Regions from separate parts of the Mus musculus genome. Here regions 2 and 3 are each linked to region 1. The links are chromatin loops, found by intact Hi-C in ENCODE. Cell type or tissue: gastrocnemius. All regions are shown on one strand.

The links. Hi-C counts contacts between places; a loop is a spot of excess contacts. Peaks named below come from ENCODE experiments on the same cell type or tissue, not always from the same donor. Only the 100,000 strongest peaks of a DNase experiment are listed, where the experiment ranks them.
Region 2: a loop joins it to region 1, with 2.8 times the contacts of the local background. A loop is called at or near these places in 3 of 42 quality-filtered maps.
Region 3: a loop joins it to region 1, with 2.9 times the contacts of the local background. A loop is called at or near these places in 9 of 42 quality-filtered maps.

What each region holds. Positions count from the first base shown.
Region 1 is chr2:11,772,820-11,780,819 of GRCm38, forward strand. Fbh1 (F-box DNA helicase 1) reads right to left here and starts at 4,766. Exons shown (of 21, transcript NM_015792.2): 1 at 4,613-4,766. The coding sequence starts at 4,613. Ankrd16 (ankyrin repeat domain 16) reads left to right here and starts at 4,934. Exons shown (of 7, transcript NM_177268.4): 1 at 4,934-6,083; 2 at 6,858-7,078. The coding sequence starts at 5,770. In gastrocnemius, no CTCF peak of the experiment used is centred here; DNase peaks (open chromatin) are centred at 4,832 and 5,657; H3K4me3 peaks cover 3,950 bases; H3K27ac peaks cover 4,794 bases.
Region 2 is chr2:12,415,650-12,423,649 of GRCm38, forward strand. It overlaps Mindy3 (MINDY lysine 48 deubiquitinase 3), which reads right to left and starts at 3,811. Exons shown (of 15, transcript NM_024185.4): 1 at 3,510-3,811. The coding sequence starts at 3,603. It also overlaps the pseudogene Gm13321. In gastrocnemius, a CTCF peak has its summit at 3,869; DNase peaks (open chromatin) are centred at 3,473 and 3,814; H3K4me3 peaks cover 2,087 bases; H3K27ac peaks cover 1,732 bases.
Region 3 is chr2:11,705,819-11,713,818 of GRCm38, forward strand. It overlaps Il15ra (interleukin 15 receptor, alpha chain), which reads left to right. Exons shown (of 7, transcript NM_008358.2): 1 at 1-126. The coding sequence starts at 30. Among named protein-coding and RNA genes, the nearest start is that of Il15ra, 4.1 kb to the left of the region's middle. In gastrocnemius, a CTCF peak has its summit at 4,509 (motif pointing left); DNase peaks (open chromatin) are centred at 60, 162 and 494; H3K4me3 peaks cover 2,979 bases; H3K27ac peaks cover 4,709 bases.

The sequences.
Region 1 (8,000 bases):
TAATCTTTACTAAATAAAACTCATGCTAAAAAATCCTCTAAAACTTACAGTTTATAGACCTACATAGACAAGATGAAGACTAATTTCTTAGAACTCCTAGAGAAGTTGATTAAATAACTGCTCTTAAAATTAGAAAACAAACAAACAAACAAGCCAGCTCCCTCCTACAAGGTTCCTCACTGGAGAGAATAATGCTCTGAAGCCAAATTTAACTTTGCTAATTAGATAATGTGCCACCCTCCTCACCTCCAAAGCTTTGAAGATGCACAAGCAGACGGGTGAGGTACTGTATGATAGAGACCATTATTACTATGACTCTGGCATTTGAACCGTCCAATGACAGCCAGTAAAACTGAGAGTCCAAATAAATATAGCCAAGTGTTATCCCTCAACTCTATCATTCTAAGTTGCCACTCAAGCCAGGAAGTACTTAGCTGTGATACAACCACTCTGCACATTTCTGAGACACTTACAATGCTTTCATAAATGTCTATTAAAGTATACCTTATAGATTATTGTCTTAATATATATTTGTTGTGTTGTATTAATAGTGATTATTTATATAATGATGATTTGTTTTGGCTCTGAGGCTAAATGTTTTCTGTAAGGTATATAGGAAAGAGAAATGAAGAACATATTTCTACCCAGTATTCTCTGTTTATAACTTCATAAATAACTGCTAATTAGATGAAAAGCTGCACAGCTATGGGGCTGCCTTTTAAAGTTGGGCTGTGGTGGCTTCAACTATCTCACAGTTCCTTAAGCTTCTTACAGCCCACAGCCTGCTTTACAGAGCAGTGCCTTTCCTAAGTTCTCATTTCATCTGCAAAATAACCCCATGATTATTCAATTAAAGTAGGGCTTAGAAAAGACCTGCTTCAAGCCACAACTTAGCTCCTAAGCAACAGCACCAGGGGCTGGAAAGATAGATCAGTGGTAAGAGCCCTTGCTGCTCTAGGAGACGACCAGGATTCAGTTCCCAGCATCCACGTGTGGGCAGCTCACAATAGCTTGTAACTCCAGCTCCAGGGGGATCAATGATTTTCTGGCCTCTGCAAGTACTTGCATACTCTGCTGTACACATGCACACATGAATTTCTTTCTTTTTTTTAAACTAATAACATCACCAGAAGAACTTGGCTTTTCTGACTACTTAGTCTGGTGTGTTTTCGACTTTAGGCCCAGAAAGCTTTACAGGAGGTTGGAAAAATCTCACATTAGTGGAACATAAAGATATATAACTAATCCCAGCACTCAGGGATTGTGGATCAGCCTGGATGCAAAACTTTATTAAAAACAAAACAAACATCCTCAAGTTGAATTCTTATACCAGTTTTAAAGAGCAGTTATATCTCACAAAGACAGTTAGTAGCAAATATTCAGAAAAAAATGAACTATAAGAGAAATGTCACTATACAGTCTACAGTATAGACTCAAAATGGGAAAAAAACTTTTAAATATTTTGTCCCATTTAACTCAAAGGAAAACAGACAGACAAACACCAAACACAAAGAGTGCACACTGGTTCTCATTCCTCTTTCTGTCACTCGGTCTTCATGGAAAGACCTACCAGCCACTCCCTGCTTCTCTAAGTCCACAGGTCTGCATCAGGTAGCCCAAACTTTGCTACGGGGAGTGTGATAGGAAAGGATACATGCATCAGGAGGCCAGGTCAAGCTCAGGTGTCATTTCTCAGAATCTGTCCTGTTTCTCTAACTGGGCCCCAGGGCTTACCCGATTCAGCTGCACTCGCTGGCTTGCGCTGGCAAGCTCAGGTAGCCGCCTTGCCTCCCAGTGCTGACATTACAAGGCTCGCATTCTCATGCGGGTGTTTTATGTGGTGCTAACTAAGGATCCTCATGCTTGACTGGCAAGCACTTGACCAATTGAGCCACCTTCCCTGCCCAGCAGCCCCAGTCTCTTGCGGTCACCTCATGCCCTAAAACACCGACTACTTCTGTAAGTACAGCCCCCATTTATTACTGCAAGAAAAGATGGGCTGAACGGCTCATTCTGTGTTCCTCAGACAGAATGACAGAAAACAAACAAACAAACAAACGAGAAATCACTACTTACTGTCCACAATATATCTTCATATATCTGATAACCATTTTCTATTATTTATTCACTCATTCCTCAACCTCTTCATTTTTCTCCATTTCCCAGATTTACTATGAACTCCATGAGGGCTTTCCTTATGGTATCCCTGTTGCTAATGCTATTTTAGACATTGGAGAGCATACAAAAATAAGTAAGCCTGACCATAAGGCAGCTACCAAAACAAACACAAATTGCTAAACACACAGCAATCCAAGCACTACATAAATATACACATAAGGGCCTACGGTAGTAAATATAATTAGGACTGTTACAAGAATCTCCATAAAGGGATGGGCCTTAAGTGATGAATGGGATTCAGTTAGGCACAAGAAAACAATATGAATGAAAAACAAAGGAATGGCACAATGTGTGACAGAAACGTTTCCTTTCTTCAGAACAAAACGCTAACTGACAGGCTGGAAAATGAATTTGGATCCAGAGACTACAACGGTCCTCTTACATACTGCTAAAGACACTGTCCTTTACTCATTGCATAGGCAATTCAGAGTAACGTGCTGTTTTTAAAAGCAAGGCCATTACACAGCCAAGGGTAGCTAGGCATGGAGATTGTCAGCAAAATAAGTCAGAAAGTCATGGTACCAGCTGGGCAAGAGTTGGAGAAGGCCGGAGAACAGAAGTTGGGTAGCAAGGACAGGTGAGTATCAACAAGGTGTGAAGACCAAGAGGAAAATGGAGGACAACTGACTCTGCTTGTGTAACATTAAGGGAGCTGATTTTAGCTATGTTAAAAAGCAAAGGAAGAAATGGCTGCTCTAATAATTTTTCATACACTGAAAGGCCTAAAGTTTCCATTTTAAAAATAATTTTCAGGGTTTCTTCTTGTGGTTTGGTTGTTGTTTTGATTGGTGGTTGGTCTGCTTTGTTTTGCTGAAGTAGGGTCTTAGGCCAACTAAATGCTAGGCTGATCAACTGTGTGCCATCATGTCCAGATTATTTTAAGAGGTTCTGTAGAACACCCAGTTAAAGCTCCCTCGAGTTCTATGAAACATCAAAAGTCTTCAAAGAGCATGCGAATAACTATTGACAATGTAAGAGCTGGCTTTGGTGATAATTTCTACAAGTTTTGTCAAAACCAGAACAGCAAAGAAAAAATCTAAATTTTTCTAAACTAAAGTCAGCCTGGGGGAACAGAGAAATATAAGATGGGCGTGTGTGTGTGTGTGTGTGTGTGTGTATGCGACAGTAACACATTTGAAATTAGAATTCAAATACTTTTATGTATTCATAAACCAGGAAACATGTTAAAGGACTGATCCCTTGATCCCTCAACGACATCTAAGTACCAAAGATCCATGAAACACAGCAAAAGTCAGATCGAATATCCCAATTCCATTGACAGTTAGTTACAAGGGAATTGAAGGCCTCCAAAGACCTTCACTGAAGAAATGGGCAGCTCAACCAGACAGAGAGAGAAGTACTAGCCCTACTCATAAACTTAAAGCATAAATACCCACCGCTCTCCAGAAAAATCACCAGGGCTATGGAGGCAGATTCACCAAAAATATCTAGTTTCCCAAAGGAAAACACAGAGCAAAGGAAATTCATAGAGCAGAGGAGAGGCAGAATCTAATTTAGAATACCAATTAAATAACCAATTTCATCTTTTTATAAACCAGGATTCTCGGTTTTGTTTAAAGGACCAGAAACTTAAGAGAGATAAGGCAAGACCACGTGAAATCATTTGTAAGGAAGGAGTAGGCAGCCCAGACTAGCCTCGAACCTCGAACTCAAGGTCCTCTTGCTTCAGTCTCCCAAACGTTGAGATTTAAAACCATGCAAAGTAGCAAAAAGTTTGAAACTATCAGATGCCTCAACTTTCCAATACGTGGCAAAAATCACTAACTTCATTTGGCCTTGACGTCCTTCCTCGTCTCTAAAACCTGAATGCTACCTATGGGCTGTTTATGGAATAGACAATGTCAGGCGCTTAGTGAACCAGAATGTACTGCCAAATGCAAAGAAATTGTTTTAAACCTGGCAGGAGCGACTTCCATTTTACTTCCCAAACGGAAACACCATTAGGTTAAATGTCTAGTTCCTCGAAAGGAAGCCAACAAAGCGGGCTCGGGTCTCAAAGAACCCTCCAAAAGCCCCCCAGGCCTTCTCGCGTCCCCTTAACCACCATCACCTGTTCAGGTGAGGGGGTGGGAGACTACCAAGGCGAACACCAACGTCAGGAGCTGCATACAATGACTCGCCCAAGGTCAAAAACATTACAGTGGAGACAAGCCAGGCTTGCCAGCGGCAGAGGATCTGTCTTCTCAGGTGCTGCCCCTTCCGGAGCCTCAGGGAGCGGCCAAGGGATGCGGGTCTGCAGAGAGCATCCGACCTCCTTCTGCAGGCCCACTCCTGACCACCGCGGGCGCGGCCAGCTCCTACGCCCACCCTCAGCTAGGGCCCCACCCCCGAGGCCAAGACCCCTGCGCGGGAGACCCCACAATAGGAAGTTTTCCCGGCTCGCACCCCACGCCAAGTCCACGGTCTCACGCACTATGGCGGCCCGGCCCAGGACCCCGGCGGCGACACCACCCAGGCGATGCCGCCGGACATTCAGCCTTTCCCCGACCAGCAAGCCCCTCCTTCGGCCCAGACAGCGAGCACAGACGACTGCAGACTTCCTCCGCGAGCTCCGCCTCTTCGCTGCCAAGACGCACCCTCCCACCGGAGACGACGGACAGGCCCGTGAACCAATCGAAGCACTCCGAACTGGAAGGGTCACGCGGACGGACAGACTCTGGAACCAATCCGTACGCGAAGCGGGAGGGGGCGTGGCTCAGTGTCTTGAGAGCCACGCCCCGTCTGTGCTTTCGCCACCGCGGAGGAGGCGAAGGAAACTTTCCCAGAGTTCCTTAGAGCTCCCTGGGTCCCCGCGGGGGCCCAGGAGACAGCAGCGGGCGGGGAGGGGGCTGGGGTCGGCTGCGGATTGGGTGAGGATCGGGCGGAGCACAAGGACACCGTTCCAGCTCTGAGAGGCCCCAGAAACCCTTGCTGTTGTGAGCCTGGTCAGCCGAAGGATGCGGCTGTCAGTCCGGCAGACATCCTCAGGCCAGGGGTGGGCCAGCTAGGTTCCAGGGTGGTGGGCAGCGTGCTCTCGACTGCCTGTGCAGCTACCACCGGAGCAGCCCAGCAAACATTCCCAGAAGCTGTCCGGTGGAGAGCAGACCACATCTGGGATGCGAGGCCAGAAGTCCCGCGTGCAGGACTTCGCGGTACACTGGCACCCTCCATTCTGATAGGTCTTCCGTTCCCAGTTCACTCGGGTGCAAGGGACAGCTCCAGGATGTCAGGTGCACACAGCCTTACCCCAAGCCCTGGGAGCCCGAGGCCCCACCCTGACGAGTACGCGTGTGTGATGCGCGGTAACCAGAATGACCTACGAGTGTGCATGTTGTCGCCTGAGGGGACACCATTCTACATTTGGAGACTGTGACTTCCAAACCAGGGCAAGAAGCATTAAAGACGCTAGCGGAGAGAATCTGGCTGGGGGCGGGCAGGGGGCGGTGCCGAGAGTCGGGGAAAAGGGTCACGTGGAGGAAGCGGAAGCGGAAGCGCCAGCCTTCTCTCACCTCCCAACCTATCATAGCACAGATCTGCTCTAAGACTGAACCTGGGTCTTCCTCCTACTTTTGTCCATCCTGGTCCAGGGCGATGGCTCTGCCTGGGGATCCGCGGCGCCTCTGCAGGCTGGTGCAAGAGGGCCGACTGCGTGACCTTCAGGAGGAACTGGCGGTAGCTAGAGGTTGCCGGGGGCCAGCCGGAGACACCCTTCTCCACTGTGCAGCACGCCACGGACGCCAGGATATCCTAGCGTACCTAGTGGAGGCTTGGAGTATGGACATCGAGGCTACCAACCGAGACTACAAGCGGCCTCTGCACGAAGCTGCCTCTATGGGCCACCGGGACTGCGTGCGCTACCTCCTGGGCCGAGGTGCAGTCGTGGACTCCTTGAAGAAGGCGGACTGGTAGGTGCCCAACCCACGGTCCAGAAAAGCTATATCGACACTCCCTGAAGAATCGCAGATTTTCATGTATTTTTCAGTGTGTTCGTTAGATTTATAACTTTTCTCAGCTTCTAATCTTCTCCCCGACCTCCCTTTCGTGTGGGTTTGGTTCTTTAGTTAGGGCAATCGTTTCCCGTCGAAAGAGTATGGAAATGTAATCAAGTGGAGTGAAACGGTTGAATTGTACTACTCGTGTGCCCAAGATGCGTTTTTCTGGAGACATCTTGCTAAAATTCCTGTTCACGATTACATAGTTTAATTTGCATGGCCACAGTGGATAAGTAGAGTTGATGAAATTCAGTTCGCCATGCACCGAATATTGAGTTCTTAGGCAGTTTTGTCACCTCTAGCCTTACAGAGCCACCAGCAGGGATGTTGGTGATACTCTCCCACCACTGAAAACAATTTCATTTCTTCCTAGATTGGCATCTTTTTTAGTTTCATGTCTAATTCCTAAGACCCTGTGAACTTCTTTAGGCTCATAACTTAATGAAATGCCCGCCTTCAAGTTATTTCAAGCTCTGTCAAAACATAGGGGCTGGAAAATATATCAGTTTCCCCTTGTTATTTCTCCACGGTCCTCAAAGAAGTCAGAGGCTGACAGTCTAAGGTGTTTTCCTGCCACGCCCCCCACCAGACTCCTCTAGGTTTTCCATCTGTACCAAAGACATAGGTAATGTGAAGGTTTGGCTTCTTCCAAGTGCCTCAGCTCCCTTCCATCTTGGTTGACCTTAGGACTCCTCTGATGATGGCGTGCACAAGGAAGAACCTTGATGTGATCCAGGACCTTGTAGAACACGGTGCCAATCCACTCCTGAAGAACAAGGATGGCTGGAACAGTTTCCACATTGCCAGTAGAGAAGGCCACCCTGTGATCCTCCGGTACTTGCTCACTGTCTGCCCTGATGCTTGGAAAACAGAGAGCAACATTAGAAGAACCCCTTTACACACTGCAGGTACCCCCTGCAAGCTCTGGAGTCTGTAGTGGCTTTGTGCAAGCACTGTCTACACTTTGTAGTTCAAGTTCCCTGCAGGGGAATGGAGGATTTGGGAAAGCAGAAGACAAGGCATCAGAGCATCTGTGCTCTCTTGGCGAACTATAAGTTTCTGAAGTGGCAGAACCTTTGGCTGATACATCATTGTGTTAGTCCACTTTTCCTGTGTGTCTATCTTGCCTGCCATTCCTGGTTCGTTAGACGATAAGCTTGTCTGTTCCTTCTAATGTCTGTGACCCTGGGTGAAGAACTTGGTCTGTATTTGAGCAAATATCCTTTGTAGCTTTTCATGATGGTAATGATTCCATGCTGTAGAGCCCTAGAGAAGAGCAAAACTAGAGTGGACTGTGTGGATAATAGTCTCAGGAGTCTAATAAAACAAGAAAGTTAAGAAGTAAGCCAGGCAGCATGGAAGCTGAGGCGGCAGTGCAATGCTGGGAGACCCTGCCTCATATTCCCTAATACCCACCTCCCAAAGAGAGACATCTGGGAACTAATTCTTAGTCTACGAGGCAGTTCATGGAGTCAGGGTCCTGAGCTCTTACTTTCTCTAGGCCAATGCCAGAGATATGATACAGTCTAGACGGCAAGCAGCTGGTGGTTCTCCAGCCACCGCTGTCCCTTCGGGATCAAGAAATTCTTTTTGAAACTTTTTGAATGATTAGGAAAAGATCCACATGGTTCATAAATTACTTGGCCAACTCTCCCATCACCCCACCTCCCACCCCCAAAGATTCCCTTGGAGAACCAGTCAGCAACCTGTCTGTCACTCACCAAAATACATGGAAGACAGAATCTTTCCTGTTGAGTGTAGGTGTCTTCAATAGGAGGAGTAACTTTCTGGATAATTTTATAGGTTCCTATTGAATAGATTACAGTCAAA
Region 2 (8,000 bases), 640 kb after region 1:
TACATATTTAAAGTACCAAATAATTAATCCTCTCCTGTGGTAGGAACATTGTGGCTTTTAAAAAAATCGCTTGTTAGGTGAATTACAATTTAGTTATGCTAAATGAAAGGAAAACCTAAGCTCAAACTTTGACCCAAATGATCTAGTAATGAAAAGTGTATATGTGTGTGTGTGGTGTACCGCTGTGAGAGGACAGCTTGCAGAAGTTATCTTTCTCTTTCAAGCCTAGAAGTACTGAGGGTTAAACTCAGGGTCAGGCTTGGCAACAAGTACCTTTCCTTACCGACCTATCTTGCTGGCCATTTTATATTTTTTAATGATCCCTCAACTTTTCACTAACATAAAAATTTTATTTTTCATATTATGTAATAAAGACTGTCTCTTATTCCTGAACCCCTCCCCCAATCTAATTTTAATCAAGATGGCCTGCCTCATCACAAAACAAAAAACAAAACAAAACAAACCAATATTCCCACGTTAAGCTGTTATAGCCAGTACCTCTTTCCCACCACAGCTTCAGGTGAAACAATAAAACAAGAAGTTTGGAGGAAGGGACAGTGTGCTTTCTGAGCTCTGCGAAGAGCTAAGTTAAGGCCAGGAAAGCACAGGCCTCAAAGGCTTCTTAAACGATGTGTTAAGAAGCAGGGCAGCTTTTGTGCGTCACCAGAGGAAAACCTAGAAAGAGCAAAGTCCCTGACAGGGAGTCTACCGAACACCAAGTTACACAGTCAGCACTGAAAACTGAACTCTTAGTACGTCCAATGTATGAGCAATACTACTTCTGTCAGACAGAAGACACCAGTTTGGGTTCTGCTGGGACATGGTCAACATGACCACTTTCTACTATCTCCAATGCTAACATCCAGATCTGCTCCACCTTCCCTCGGGGGCTACAGCAGGGACCATCTGATTAATTACCATCTCACCTCTGCAACTCTCGACCACAGCAACCAAACCAACCTGAATCCAGAACCTCTGTCTCTTTTGCTCCAAACCTTTCAGTGAAATTCTTATTTCATTCAGAATGTGGGTCAATGCCCTTTTAATGGCTTATATGAATGACCATATTACTTTTAGAATGTTTATTCCTGCCCCCTTCCCACTGCGCCCCTCCCCCCAGCCACACTGAACCAAAAGTCCAAGGAACATTAGACACCAAGATTTGTACAGGGGTGAGGCCCTGCGTATGGAACACTTTCTTCAGATACCTACATGGCTCCCTCCAGGGACTCAAGTGTTTCCAGGACTCTCTGTCCCTTCACCTAATAACCATTGCAGGTGCTTGACGTCTGCTCTGCCAGCCCAGGCTTTGGCGGCCAGGACTCAGGACACCAGTGTGTTTTACAGGAAAAGAGCAAGTGCTGCCAATGAACTGAAAAAGTGAAAACTCATTTTCACAAGGTAGGCAAACCAGGGGAAAACGGAAACAAAAAACCAAATTGTCAAACTAAAAAGCGTCAGTTTGGAGCTGCAAGACATGGCACTGTCTTTTATCCCAGCACCCAGGAGGTCAAAGCAGGTAGATCTCTGTGAGTTCAAGGCCAGACAAAGCTACATGGTAAGACCTTATTAAAAAGCAAAAATAACTTCAATTCAAGCCTTTTATTAAAGGGATTATTGATTTTAAACAAAATTGGAGATCTGGAGAGATGGCACAGTGGCTAAAAGCACTGACTGCTTGTGAATTGGACCCTGGTTCTATTCCCAACATCCATATGCAGGCTCACAACCATACATAACTTCAGTTCCAGGGACTCCAGTGCCCTCTTTTGGCCTCTGTAGGCACAAGGTATGCACGTGGTGCACATGTATACAAAGAAGCAAAACATTCATATACATATGATTTTAAGTAAAAAATTAAAGCAAATACTTAAATAAGAATTGCTCAGAAATAACCCAAAATGCATACTTCTTTAGCTGAAGTGAATTTCCAAAGAGTTAACTGAAACCGTCCATCAATGAAAAACTAACAACTATGTGTTATTGGGTTGGCTTATTTTAACAAGCAAAGCAAAGCAACATAGTAGCTTTACAAATGTAACTTCACAAATGCAAACTCTCTGAGTGTACCTTTGCTCTACAAACCATTTTATACCTGCATCTTATTTTCCGAAGACTGAGGTTACAGCTGTCAATTCAATGCAGTTATCGACCACAAAAATCAAGCCACTTTACTAATGCAGGAAGTCCGTGCCCTATGACTACTCCCATAATCCCAAAAGACTATCGACAGCAACATTTATCACTGCCCTCTAAGAGTAGCTCTGAGCATCATTAGACTAGCAGAGGAAGGGCTGTGATCCATATTCCTTTAAAGAATGTAACCAACAATATCAGATGCCATCACAAAATCAGGGATACTTGAAGACAAGGGAACAATCTAGCAGCAAGCAACACTGTGTTTCCATTCAGAGCACCACACCTAACCACATTAATTACAACATGAAACTGCTTTCCCGTATTACTCACCTAGATCTCCACCCTCCCACCACCCATCCAAAAAACATTCCAAACACTGACGATAACTTAAAGCTCACTCGAAGGCTGGAGATGTAATGATCTTAACAGTGGCACCCTCTTTGTATCACACATTGCAGTCCCAGGGCCCCTCCCCTTTCACTCCTGCAGCAGGTTAGCCCAGAGTGGCAGAGGCACTTGCGTTCTTTGGTAAACACTCTCTCACTCAAACTCTTCCTCATCAAAAGCCATTTAGAGCAATGGTTCTCAACCTGTGGGTCGCGACCCCCTGGGAGTCGCATATTAGATATTTATATTACTACGTAACCGTAGCAAAATTACAGTTATGAAGTACTTTTATACAAAATACTTTTATAATTAGGGGTTACCACAACATGAGGAGCTGCATAAAAGGGTCACAACATTAGGATGGCTGAGAACCACTAATTGGAGCAGGGGTACTAGCTCTGGGTATCCAACAGGCCAGAGCAATGGCAATAGAACCTAACACAGAGTACCCGAGGTGTCTGAGCCGGGTTATTGGAATCAAGTCCGGGATCTAGAACTGAGCGCAGAGTCCCGAAAGTGGTCAGAGCAGGGGTACTGGGATCAAACTCTGTAGGAAAGAGTGCGAGTACCGGAAGATTAGAGTTGTACTAGTACCAAGCGCCGGTACAGGGAAAGAAAGCGAGTGCGGGAAGCCGAGCAGCCGCAGCTGGGGTACTGGGACCAAGGGCTGGTACGGGGAAAGAGTGCGGATACTAGAGGGACTGAAGCCGGGATACTAAGCGCGAGCACAGGGAAGGAGTGAGGGGACCGGAGGGGCTGGAGCTACTGGGACAGAACGCGGGTGCCCCGAGTGCCTAAAGCGTGGTTACTGGGACCAAGCACGGGTACTGGTGAAGAATGGGCATTGGGGCCAAGCGCCAGGTACCCGAGGTGATGGGGTCGGGGCGAGATGGTGGAGCGGGGGTAATGGGACCGAAAGAGGCGTCCTGGCCCGACTCCCGGAGCCCAAGCTGAGCGGCTGGAACGGAGCCCTGCCTTGGTACCTTGCGTCCAGCGGCAGAAGATGGTGTCCGACAGTCCGGGACTGCTCTTGGTGCCCCACACCAGCTCCAGCAGCTCTTTGGTCACTTCGGACATGATGGGAACTGGACAAGAAGTGGGTCTTTGCTTCTCGGACTCCGGTCCCGGAACATAGGGAAGGGGAGGCTCGAGAAAAGGGCAGCGGGACGGCAGCGGTCGGACGCGAACGGGAGGTCGAGATGGGTGAGGGCAGCACACTGCCGGCACAGACCGCCTGTCAAGCCGGGCGAAGCGGCAACTAGGAGTTTCCCCTGCCGGAAGCGGCCTGACTTCCGGCTTCCTTTAGCCCCGCCCCCGCGGAGGGCTGGGAGAAAAAAAAAAAATCTCTTCCCCGGAAGCAGAAGTGGAGAGAGAGTCTCTAAACGCTAGGAGACTTTGGCTTTTTTTGGGAGCTGTCCTGTTTGGGGATAGTTGGACTATTGACTTTTGCACTGCCCTACCAGGGGGCTGAGACCTCCTCTCCTGGACTCTGCTCTACTTTTTTTCTTAACCTTTTTTAAAAAATTGATTTCTGCTCTACTTTTGTAGCAGGCTTTGAGGCTTTTGCTGTTACCTGGTCCTTGAAATCTAGAATATTATGTAAGCTAGAATTATAAGAGGATGGGCTATACCCTTGAGTTGAAAGTTGCCTTCCTCAGTCTCTTGATAAACCTTAAAAAAAAAAAAATCCAACCAAGTCATTAGCTAGTTACACCTGTAAATGCATTTGTGTATTTAAAATACCTCTACAGGTATAACACATTACAAAGCTAACTGGGGCTAAGCTGACCTAAACCAACCAATTGATAAATAGCACAGATTTCATATCGAAATTTTAAGGCCCCTATGTTGGCAGTACTTGGGATTAAAGACCCAGGTTTTATTCAAGGATTAACATTCCATTATACTTAGTATGAAAACTATTTGTGGCATTTAAAAAAGAATTTTCATTGGTTGGCTTTGACAATTAGGAATGGAAAGGGCAAATGTGCATTATAAAAGTTTGTGGACATTGGGGTGTTTGTTTGCTTATTTGTTTCTGGAATGCAGTATTTCATACTTATTTGGAAGTCGGACTCTGAGTCATGAAAACCCCAGACTCTTCCATGCTGAATATCAAGTTAGCTTCACTCCACCTTTGATTGTTGTTCCCTAAATTAGTAATTGCCATACACTTATCACCATTACACATATTGTGAGGTATAAAAGAAAAAAAATGTGTAAAAGGATCCAGGTCCTTTCTGGCATATGGAATATATTCACAAAACAAGGGATATTTTATTCATTAAGATATTTTGTGGCAATTTGATGCAACACCAATGACTCACATTTTAGGCACCTTGCTATTTAATATAGTAATTTTTCAAGACACATAGTTTGCTGATTTCAAAATACAGATATCTTATCTTGTTCCACGTTAACTAGTTAAGATAAATGAACTCATTTTAAATCACCCAGTTTGAAAACAAGGGTTTCCTAATGTATAGTTTTTTTAAAGCATTCTTCCCTGTAGTACCAGGGGATTGCTAAAAATACCTGTTGTGACCACGGCCTTCCTCATGAGTTTTTAAAAATGTCTCTTGTATTCTCTATATTATTTTTTAAAAAATTACATTCATGCCAGGCATGATGGCACACACCTTTAATCCCAGCACTTAGGAGGCAGAGGCAGATGGATTTCTGAGTTCAAGACCAGCCTGGTCTACAAAGTGAGTTCCAGGGCAGCCAGGGCTATACAGAGAAACCCTGTCTCAAAAAAAAAAAAAAAAATTACATTTATTTATTTGTGTGTGTGTCTGTGTGTGTGTGTCTGTGTGTGTGTGTGTGTGTGTGTGTGTGTGTGTGTGTGTGTGTGTGTAAACACACTTGCACATATGGGTTTTTGCATAGCATGGCACACATGTAGTATAAGAGGAAAACCTGAGGTAATGGGGTCTTTCATTCCTGAGGATGGAAGGCATGTTTCAGGCTAGGCATCAAACTCATTAATCTGTTTTATGTGTTAATCTACTAATGTGCTATTTTATTGGTCCTAGAGTTTTCTTTAACCTAATTTTATACAGTGAATCTTAGCTATTTTATAAGACAGAATATGCATGTTATTTTACATAAAGCTTTCTTCAGTCATTACAGTCTAAACCAACAATAACTTGTGAAATTTCACAGTACTTCATCTGTAACTCTCTATGACCATGGTATCCTTACAATTGCAGAGAGTTATTTACTTTTTTCCTAAAATGCAGATGCATGAAATATTATAATAAAATAAGTATTAATCAAAGGAGTGAAACATATACTGAAAGTTAGGACTAAAATTTACTTCCTGTGACAAACCAACATTCCAGCTTTGCCAACTCTTAAGACATACATATCTCAAACGGAAGGTGTAATTTTTTTTTTGCAGTTTTTGTGATTTTATTTTAACCCAAAACATGCACACAAGCCATCTCTTCATTTTCTCCACTGCGTAGCCTGGCGATGGGATTGGTGACTCTGATGGCCAGCTGTGCTGCTCATTCTACGATGGCTCCTCGGTTCTTAGAGGACACGCTGCAAACAACCTCAGCACAGTAAGATTTGTTACACAGCCGCACTTCCAGCTCCTTGACATTGTGGACCAGAAACTTCCGGAAGCCGCTAGGCAGCACGTGCTTGGTTTTCTTGTTGCTCCGGTGACCAATGTTGGGCCTCAGGATCTGGCCCTTGAATCTTCTTCGCACCCTGTTATCGATGACTCTGGGTTTCTGCCAGTTTTACTTAATTTTCACGAATCGGTCTGGCTGGTGCCTGATGAACTTCTTGGTCCTCTTTTTGACGATCTTGGGCTTCACCAGAGGCCGGAGGGCAGAATATATACATAAATAGATGTATGTGTGTGTGTGTGTGTGTGTGTGTGTGTGTATGTATATGTATATATTCATTTAATAATTCAATATTATATTTGTTTTTCCCAGTGGTATAATGATAGTTATTACATAGCTGATCCGATATCTAGCAATACAGAGAGAAAAGGCTGTATTTTAAAAGCATGCTTTTGTTCAATTTAAATATATATACATATTTAATTTCATAACGAATACTATGTCTTAATTGCTTTTCTATTGCTGTGATAAAGCACCATGACTAAGGCAACTTTATAGAGGAATGTGTTTACTTGGGCTGAAAGTTCCAGAGGGTTAAAGCCCCTGATGGTTGGAGTAAAATAATGGCATCAGGGACACCTGAGAGATCACTTCTCACAGTGCAGGCAGAATCAGAGAGAACACTGTGAACATGTGTCTTCTAAACCTTCAGAGCCTTCCTTCTGTAACACACTTCCTCCAATAAGGCCATACCTCGTAAGCCTTCCAAGTATTTTCACCATGTGCGTATAAATTTTCAAATGCACCACCCCGTGTGAGCCATTCTCAGACAAATCACCATACTATATTTGAATCTTTTTTCCACTCCCTCTCTCAACCCCCCCCCCCCCCCATGGCCTCTTGGATTCCTCTTGCATTTGTGACTTTTTCTTTTTTCTTGTTATACACAGCCCCTAATGAGTCTGTTTAGTGTTGTGCATATTCACATGTGTGTAGAGCTGACTGACTACTTTGGGATCGGCGAGCTCATTCCTGGAGGAAGCCGAGTCCCCTTCTCTCAGCAGACGTTGGTTGGATTATAGGTATACATGTCAGGAGTGGACCTTGGGAAACTTCCCCAGTCCTTGTTGTGAGCCGGCCAGTGGCTCACATGGACAGGGTACACCTGAGTGGCAGGCCGGAACTGAAAGAGAGGGAAACTAAGCAGATGAGAGAAAAATGGAGCTAAGTCAAGGTTCTTGATCAAAGCTCAAATTGAAAGAAAGATGAAATTTCAAGACCTGTAAGTCATATAAAGTACTCAGAAATTGCTGGTTGTTTGTGAGCCTAGAGGCTGCCTGGGGCTGAGAAAAGAGAAAAACAAACCTGGGTATGCCTCATAGTTAAAACATTCCTGGGAACATCTTGACCATAAGATAAAGGGGAATGTGAAGACATAGCAGGGCTATCTGAACTGAGTCAACAACTCACAGAACTCTGACACCCTGCACGTACATGTAATTTTTCTGCTGATGTTTAAATAAGCCAATAGTGTGTCGCTGTGCTGAATTCCACACCCCTAAGCCCCTTACCCCATAAAAACCCCTAGCTTTCGAGCCTCGTGGCCCGCATCCGTTATCTCCTGTGTGAGATACATGTCGGTCCGGAGCTCCATAATTAAACGTCCTCATGTAATTACAACAAGATGGGTCCTCGTGTTTCTTTGGGTGCTCTCACACTCCCGAGACTAGAGTGGGGTCCCTGAAAGGGGATCTTACAAAATGTTTAATGGCAAATGCGCTTATAAAGGGGGGAGGAGAGGCCCATTCCCGCCAATTCATTCTTGGAGCCCAGCTGCAGGTGGCAACGTGCAGGATAGGGTGTAGTCTCTTGCGGCCTCCCAGCAGGTAGAAG
Region 3 (8,000 bases), 67 kb before region 1:
CGTTGGGTCACTGCTGGGGACAATTGGCCATGGCCTCGCCGCAGCTCCGGGGCTATGGAGTCCAGGCCATTCCTGTGTTGCTGCTGCTGCTGTTGCTACTGTTGCTCCCGCTGAGGGTGACGCCGGGTAGGGAGCATCATGCGCCGGAACAGGGGAGCAGAGGGGGACCCCAACGCCCAGCTGAACTTGATTCGTGTGTGTGTGTGTGTGTGGGGGTCACATCTTCTGGGAACTGAGCCAGGAGTCCAGCTGAGAGGATCGCAGTGGGTCTGGGGGTGATGGAGGGAGCTGGGTGGGGGTGGGGGGACACGTGGAGGGAGCCTGGGAGAGCGCAGATAAGAGAGTGGCCCCTTGCCCTGCTCTAGACTGGCTCCCGGACCATACGTGCAAGGGAGTTGAGCGATCCCACCGGCGTTTCGGCGACTTAGGGAGAGCAGGTCTGACAAGTTCGATAAGACTTAAAGAACTTAGAGAAATGTGTGAGTGTGCCTCTGCCAGCCCACCTGGCGCAGCTGTGGGGTGTCGCGCCTGTGGGGTTCCAGGAGGGGCTTGAGGAAAAACCACCCTTCATGACTTTCAGGTCAAAGTAAATTAGATGGAAGGCACTGGGCAAAGTACTGCGCTCCGCGGGAGGAAAAACAAAACAAAACAAACAAACAAACAAACAAAAACCACGTGTGGAGCAGGCAGGTTGCGCATCTGAACGCTACAAAACAGGTCCAGGTTCTCAAGCGCACTGGCAACTTGGGGCCCGGACGATTGGAGAGGAGGAGAGACTGTTTTCCCATGGAAGAAGGGGTGTCACATGTTCCAGAATGTGTCGTCTAGATCTAATCTCGGGAAGAATGAATTGAGACTCCTAGTTTTGTTCCAATAGGTCTAGAAGGAAAGAGCGAGAACAGTTGGGTCTAGCAACGTCCGGACCCAGGATGTCGCATCTTTTTATAAACATGAAATTCTTCAGAGTCTGTTAAAAAAATCTACGTACTCCCTGCACAGAAATGTGTGTGAAAGCACATGCTTGCAAATGTGCACAGGATTTGGGGACCGAGGACAATGACGTCATCCATGGACTTTCCTGCAAGTTAGCAATTCCTTAGCCCTGAGTGTGTTTTAAAGCAAGATTTCCCAGTGATGGGCGTCTGACTCAGTCTCCTTGGAACTTGGTCATAGTTATCCCACACAGACTTGAGCCTGGGGTTGGCTCTGTAGGGGTGTTACGGGGCTTCATTTATTCTTGGGTCCCCACCCTCCATCTGTAAAGCTGGAGTGTGTTGGTAAATTCCTCTTAACTGGATAGCAAAGAATGGTCCTGAGATTTCAGAAATAGCCTGCAGATATTCCAAATAGTCTGAAAGTGAATGTGGTTTCAGTCCAGCTCAGCTTAGAGGAAGCACCTCCTTGCCTAAAGTTCGGGCTCCACTGGTGCCATCAACTGGCACCTGAATCTTGGTTTTAAGAACAGCCTTATTGGGTCATAACTGACTCCAGGAAAACTGCAAATATTTAAGTTGTATGTTTCTTTGTGTTTCAGGATGAAAGTTACACTCTTGAAACTATCACCAAACCAAAGCAGGGTTACACCCATAACTAAGAAGTTCCCTGTGTCCTCCAAAATTCTTATCTCCTGCTCAACTCAGCAACAATTTAACTTTTTTTCCTTTGGATTTGTTGCACTTTCTAGTATTTTCTATAAGTGGAGTTATAAAGCACGCTACTCTTTCTTGTGTGGCTTATTTAGCTCAATCATTATTCTTTGTTCATGTTGTAATTGCATCAACAGTGAACTAGCACCCAGTGTAATGGAGTATTTTTATAATCCCAGCACTCTGAAGGCTGAGGCAGGAGGATTTCTAGTTAAAAGATAGTCTGGGCTATGTACTAAGACCTAAAAGCATAAACAAACAAACAAACAAAGAGATGGGTGGCTACTGAGGAGATGGCTTAGAGGGTGAAAATTCTTGTCATCCAGATCTGAGGACCTGAATCCATGGGAGTGGATGGACAGCACAATATGTTGGGGTGAGAGAGAGGCAGGGCAAAGAGGGGAGAATTCCAGGGGTGTGTGTATGAGGGGGGTGGGGAGGGAGGGAGAAAGAGAGAGAGAGGCTCAAACAATATGGCAGGTGAAAAATGATTCCCTACTCCCTTCCCCCAGTGCTGGGATTATGGGATGTGTGTGCATCCATACCCAGCTAAACTATGACTTATTTTTAGATCTGTGAATCAGCATTAGTTGCCTCCTGATTGTTGGGTATTTAAGTTGTTTCAGTATGGTAGTATTTAAGAGGCAACATGTTGGGAATCTGTATTCTTTATCCTCCTCTCCCTCCTCCTCCTCCTCCTCTTCCTCCTCCCTCTCCTTCTTTCCTTGAGATAGGGTCTTACTGTGTAGCACTGGCTGGCTTGGAACTCTATGTAGACCAGGCTGTCCATGACAGATATCTGCCTCCCAAGTGTGTGCCTGGCCCTGGTGACTCTCTTTCTTATAGAATCCCTCCATGACCTTGGTGTCATTCATCACCTATGGTAGTAAATGTGAATGGAAGGCTTTCTCCTAGGGAGCCTTAATACTCTTTTGGGCAATACAGTAGGGGACTCTAGGGTCTGTGGAGGAAGTACATTGCTAGGCTGCATGGTGGACATGTGCTCCAGGCATGTAGGGAACAAACCAGTCAGGACAGCCTGACAGCTGCAAGTGAGATTGCAGCTTCTGCAATAGTTCAGTGGGTGACAAAGGAATCCTGAAGCAGAGCTGGTGTCTCTGGGAAACTGGAACCAAGAAGTCCTGCTGAGTCTCCAACTTGTGACCACCCAGCCTTCTGACCCTCGAAGCCGACTAGGCCCTCAACTTAAGGAACTGGAGGAAAGAGGAATGGATGAGTTCTCGGGGCAGTGAGCTGAGTGAGTACAGCCTGTACTTATTGCACCATGAGGAAGTGTGATAGGTTGGCTGGCGCTTCAGCCAGGAAGAAAAAATAGGTTACTGGAAGCCTAGATACCCTGACTGTTTGGGCATGGTGGAGTCAGAGTGAGCCTCTAGAAGGCAAGGGACACATTTTCTCTTCTCCGTGTCTTAGTACCTATCTGCTTTCAAATGGGAGGCTCAGGGAAAGAAAATGCTGAAATGCACACTGACCTCATATAAAGAATGGGAGGGGTGTGTTAACCTGACCACTCTTGAACTCCAGATATAAGAGTAGGCCAGGGATTCCTGCCCATCTTAGACTCTCAACTGACTTGATAAAGAAGCCTGATCCACAGGTTCTGAGAAACAGAAAGAGGTGTCGCCCCATGCTCCATGCTAATGATCATTAGGACTGGCGATGTGAGAACTTTGAAAGTGGCATAACTCTAAGTCCCAGTTTCTATAACTTCATCTGATATATGTATTCATAAGCTCGCAACGTATAAATACCTGCCCTGTATGTGTATGGGGCTTAGCACTGGGGAAGGAGCACTAGGGAACTATGCAATACACTTACAGTCTTCATGGTGCTTGTATTCTTCCAGACAAGATGAGACTTGCTTACATTAGATAGTTCCCATCCAAGTATCAACCAGACTCAACCTTGCTTAGCTTCCAAGACCAGACAAGCCCTATCAAGTTTAGTATGGTATAGCTGTAGACTTACATCGGATATCTAAGGAGATATATATCTCCTTAGATTGTAGTATTAAAAGATGTAACTAAGACTGAAGGAAATTAAAAGTTATCATTGCAATGAAATATATTGCTTCTAATGTAATTGTGAAACCATCTAGCTTTGTAAATTAAATAACTCACCACCACTTGGCAGTTTGGATTGGCTGCGGTATTTTTATAACCTCGTGCATTCAAATATCAACTATTCCTATGTTTATCTCTGAGGACCATTCACTATTGACAGACCTGATATAGGCTTCCTTTCTTAGACGAGACACAAAGTAGCTACTGCAAAGCCCTCTTAGTACAAAACACTCAGAGAATGATCAGAATAACATAAACACTTTAAATTGATTGGTGGCAAAAGATAATTTTGCTCTTCAAAACAAAAATAATAGTGATACATTGGTGTGCTACTGTGAATTTAAAAGGAAAAATGGCTGATAGCAATAACAGCACAAAGGCTGGGAAAGGATGTATAGAGAACAGTCATTAAGGGTGTGTGTGTGTGCGTGTGCATGTGTGTGTGCGTGTGTGTGCCTATGTGCTGCCCAATGGAGAACGTTTGCTGTCCTGTTCAATAACTCCTTGCCTCCCCACCTCCAGTTCTGGGGTTACAGATGCACACAACCATACCTAATATTCTTGCGTGAGTGCTGGGGATATGAACTCAGACCTTCACACTTGGGTGGCAAGAGCTCCTACTGGCTGAGCCATCTCTCTAGCCCTGTTTAAGGCTCTTATGCTGTAGGTGTGAGGTAATATGATATCACTCAGTGGTAAAGCAACCTCTAAAATAATACGATAATGAAGCTGGGTATGGTGGCTCATGCCTATGATCTCCACAAATGCGACCCCTGGTGGCTGCAGAGTCATTTCTATTTATTACTGTAGCCAGAAACTTAGAATACCCAAGATACAAGTTGCAAAACACATGAAACTCAAGATGAACGAAGACCAAAGTGTGGTCACTTTGCCCCTTCTTAGAATTGGGAACAAAACACCCATAGAAGGAGTTACAGAGACAAAGTTTGGAGCTGTGATGAAAGGATGGACCATCTAGAGACTGCTGCACCCAGGGATCCATCCCATAATCAGCCTCCAAATGCAGACACCATTGCATACGCCAGCTAGATTTTGCTGAAAGGACCTTGATATAGCTGTCTCTTGTGAGGTTATGCCGGTGCTGGCAAACACAGAAGTGGATGATCACAGTCAGCTATTGGATGGAACACAGGGCCCCCAATGGAGGAGCTAGAGAAAGTACCCAAGGAGCTAAAGCGGTCTACAACCCTATAGGTGGAACAACAATTTGAATTAGCCAGTACCCCGGAGCTCGTGTCTCTAGCTGCATATGTAGTAGAAGATGGCCTAGTTGGCCATCATTGGGAAGAGAGGCCCCTTTGTCTTGCAAACTTTATATGCCTCAGTACAGGGGAACACCAGGGCCATGAAGTGGGAGTGGGTGGATAGGGGAGTGGTGTGGGGAGCGTGTGGGGGACTTTTGGGATAGCATTTGAAATGTAAATGAAGAAAATACCTAATTAAAAAAATAAAAAAGACTTGCATGCTGGAAGCTCAAGGTGAGACAGCTCAGCTGGTAAAGATGCTTGTTGCTAAGACAGAAGACCTATAAACCCCTGGGGTGGAGAGAACCAAGTCCTGCAAGTTGTCCTCTGACTTACACACACACACACACACACACACACACACACACACACACACACACACACACACATACACACACACACACACATACACACACACACATACACACACACACACACACACACACACACACACACACACTACAATACAACATTTCAATGCTATAAAACACTTTATAGAAAGACATGAAAGACTTAAATCAAGGCAGATCCTAGGTTCCGGTTTTGAGAAGACTCACGGTTACTAAGTATCAGTTTTTCCTGAGCTGACCTATAATTATGACATTGTTGCTGTGGGATTCAGCATGGACTTGATGTTCTGGGTCTACAATTCAATAAAAGGCACAGAATCAAAGAGTCAACTTTGAAAGCAATTAACAAAGATTTACACACACACACAAATAAATAAACAATAAATGTTGAAAAAACCTTTAACAAAACGGAAGGGTTGGAAATGTTGATTTAGACTTAGATATGCTGCAAAATTAATATAGCACCTTCTTAGGAAACTACAGTAGTGAGTTCTTGGTAGGGGCAGGAAATTAAGATGGTCTCATGTAGCCCAGGCTAGCCTCCAATTGGCTATGTAGCTCAAGATACCCTTGGATTTCTGGTCCTCTTGTTTCTACCTCCTGAGTGCTGGGGTCTCGGGCATGCATCACCATACCTGGCGTTAAGGCCAGGCAGTAGTGGTGAACACCTTTAATCTCCCAGGAGAGGTAGGCAGACCTCTGTGAGTTAGAGGCCAGCCTGGTGTACATAGTGAGTTCCAGGATAGACAAAACTACACAGAGAAACCCTGTCTCAAAAACAAAACATACATACCTGGCTTTAATACAGCATTGGGATCAAACCTAGGGCTTTATGTGTGCTGGCCAAGCACTCTACTCATTGGGGGGGGGGGGGGGGGGAAGAATGTGTGATTAAAACCAAGTACAGGAGGAGACTGGAGAGATGGATGCTTGGATGAAGTCTGGGATGGCAACGGGAAGAAGGATTGCAGAGAGGCCATGCTGAGGGCAGGGGAGAAGATGAAGGAGCTACAGCAGACTGTGGTCATGGGCAGACTCTAGGTCCCATTCCCTTCTCTTTCTCTTAGCTCTTTGGCTTCCATCATTCGCTCATTTCTTTTTAAGATTTATGTGTCTCATATTTTATTTGTGTGTCGATAGATGTCTGTGTGAGTGTCTGCCGTGTGCTATGCGCATACTCGAGGCAGACAGAAGACGGTATTAGGTCTTCTGAAGCTGGAGTTACAGGTAGTCGGGTGCTCTGGAAAAACAGGATTTGCTCTGAAGCACTGAGCTATCTTTTCAGCTCTAACTTTAAATATATATATATTCCCATCCTATCAGGCAGGGTTCACAAGGTTCTGACAACGAGAGGAGCTCCTCTCCTTGCCAGCAATGAGCGTGCTCTGCAGAGCCACAGTGATTGAGTCCTCTCACAGGACCATTCTGGAAATGTATCGACTCCTGTTGACCAGACTAGACTGCTTGCTCTGCTTTTCCCTTGAATGTCTGGCTAATTCTTGCTCATCCTTGAACTTTTACACAATGGCACTTTTTTCAGGCATTGCAGTTAAACCACGTCTTATCACTCCCAGCTGTGTCCATCTGCTTCATCTTCTACACCCCGCACACCATGTTCCTGGAGCAGGAGTGCTCCAGATGTGTGGAAAGACCAAGTAGAATTTACAGCAGTGTCAGCCATCAGGAAAAGGATGTTCTGTGCAGAATGTGTTGCCTCTGCAATTGCAAGGCGGGAAATGCCCTGTGTGAGGAAGGGACTCTTAGGCTCCTTTACCTCCAAGGTTTCAAAATGACCCATTGGCAGGGCCTGCCAGTTCTCTGAGGGAAGCAAAATAAACTGTGATCTCATAAGATCCCTGCTGGCCCAAGAAAAGACAATAACAATAACGTTAAGAAGCAGGCTTGGGACAAACAAGAGAAAGGGTAGTTCTTTTAGATGTCTTCCTCTAGCCTTTTCCCTGAAGAGCTCACAAGTCTCTGGAGATACTGATCGATAGCTGGAAAATGTCCAGCCACAAATAATGTAATAGCTCACTCACAGGTCCAAAGGTCCAGGCTTTCTCAGACAGAGGGAACATTTTCTAAAAGGTCAGGCCTAGTATGTTTCACTGAATTCTCCATTCTGGTCTACTGCCAAGTGTCCTTAAGGTCATTTGAATTGGTTTTTATGACAGTTCCTTCCCACCCCACACCATTAATCCATCCCCAAGTATTTCCCAAGCAATGTAACATACGGCTAAGTACCCCAAATGAGGATTTAAAGATTTGGAAACACAGAGCTAAACACATGGGACTGGCAAGCCACACACACACACACACACACACACACACACACACACACACACACACACAAATAAAGAAATAAATAAATGTATTTTTTAAAGTTAAATGAGGCAGAACCTTCCCCTAATGAATAAAGATTTCAAGGGACCAATCACTGGGCAAGTAGGTGGGAATTTCCAGTCAGTGAGAGGAATAGGGAAGTCAGGAGAAAGATACTTCCTTTTGGACCAGAAAGAGCATGGAGACACAATGTGGGTAGCGAGAGGCCCACGATTTAGGTAGGGATCCTCTGGGATGCGCCACTGGAGGATTTATAACTTAAATAGCTAATAAAATTAGGATGTGTCTTAGTTAGAGTTTTACTGCTGTGAA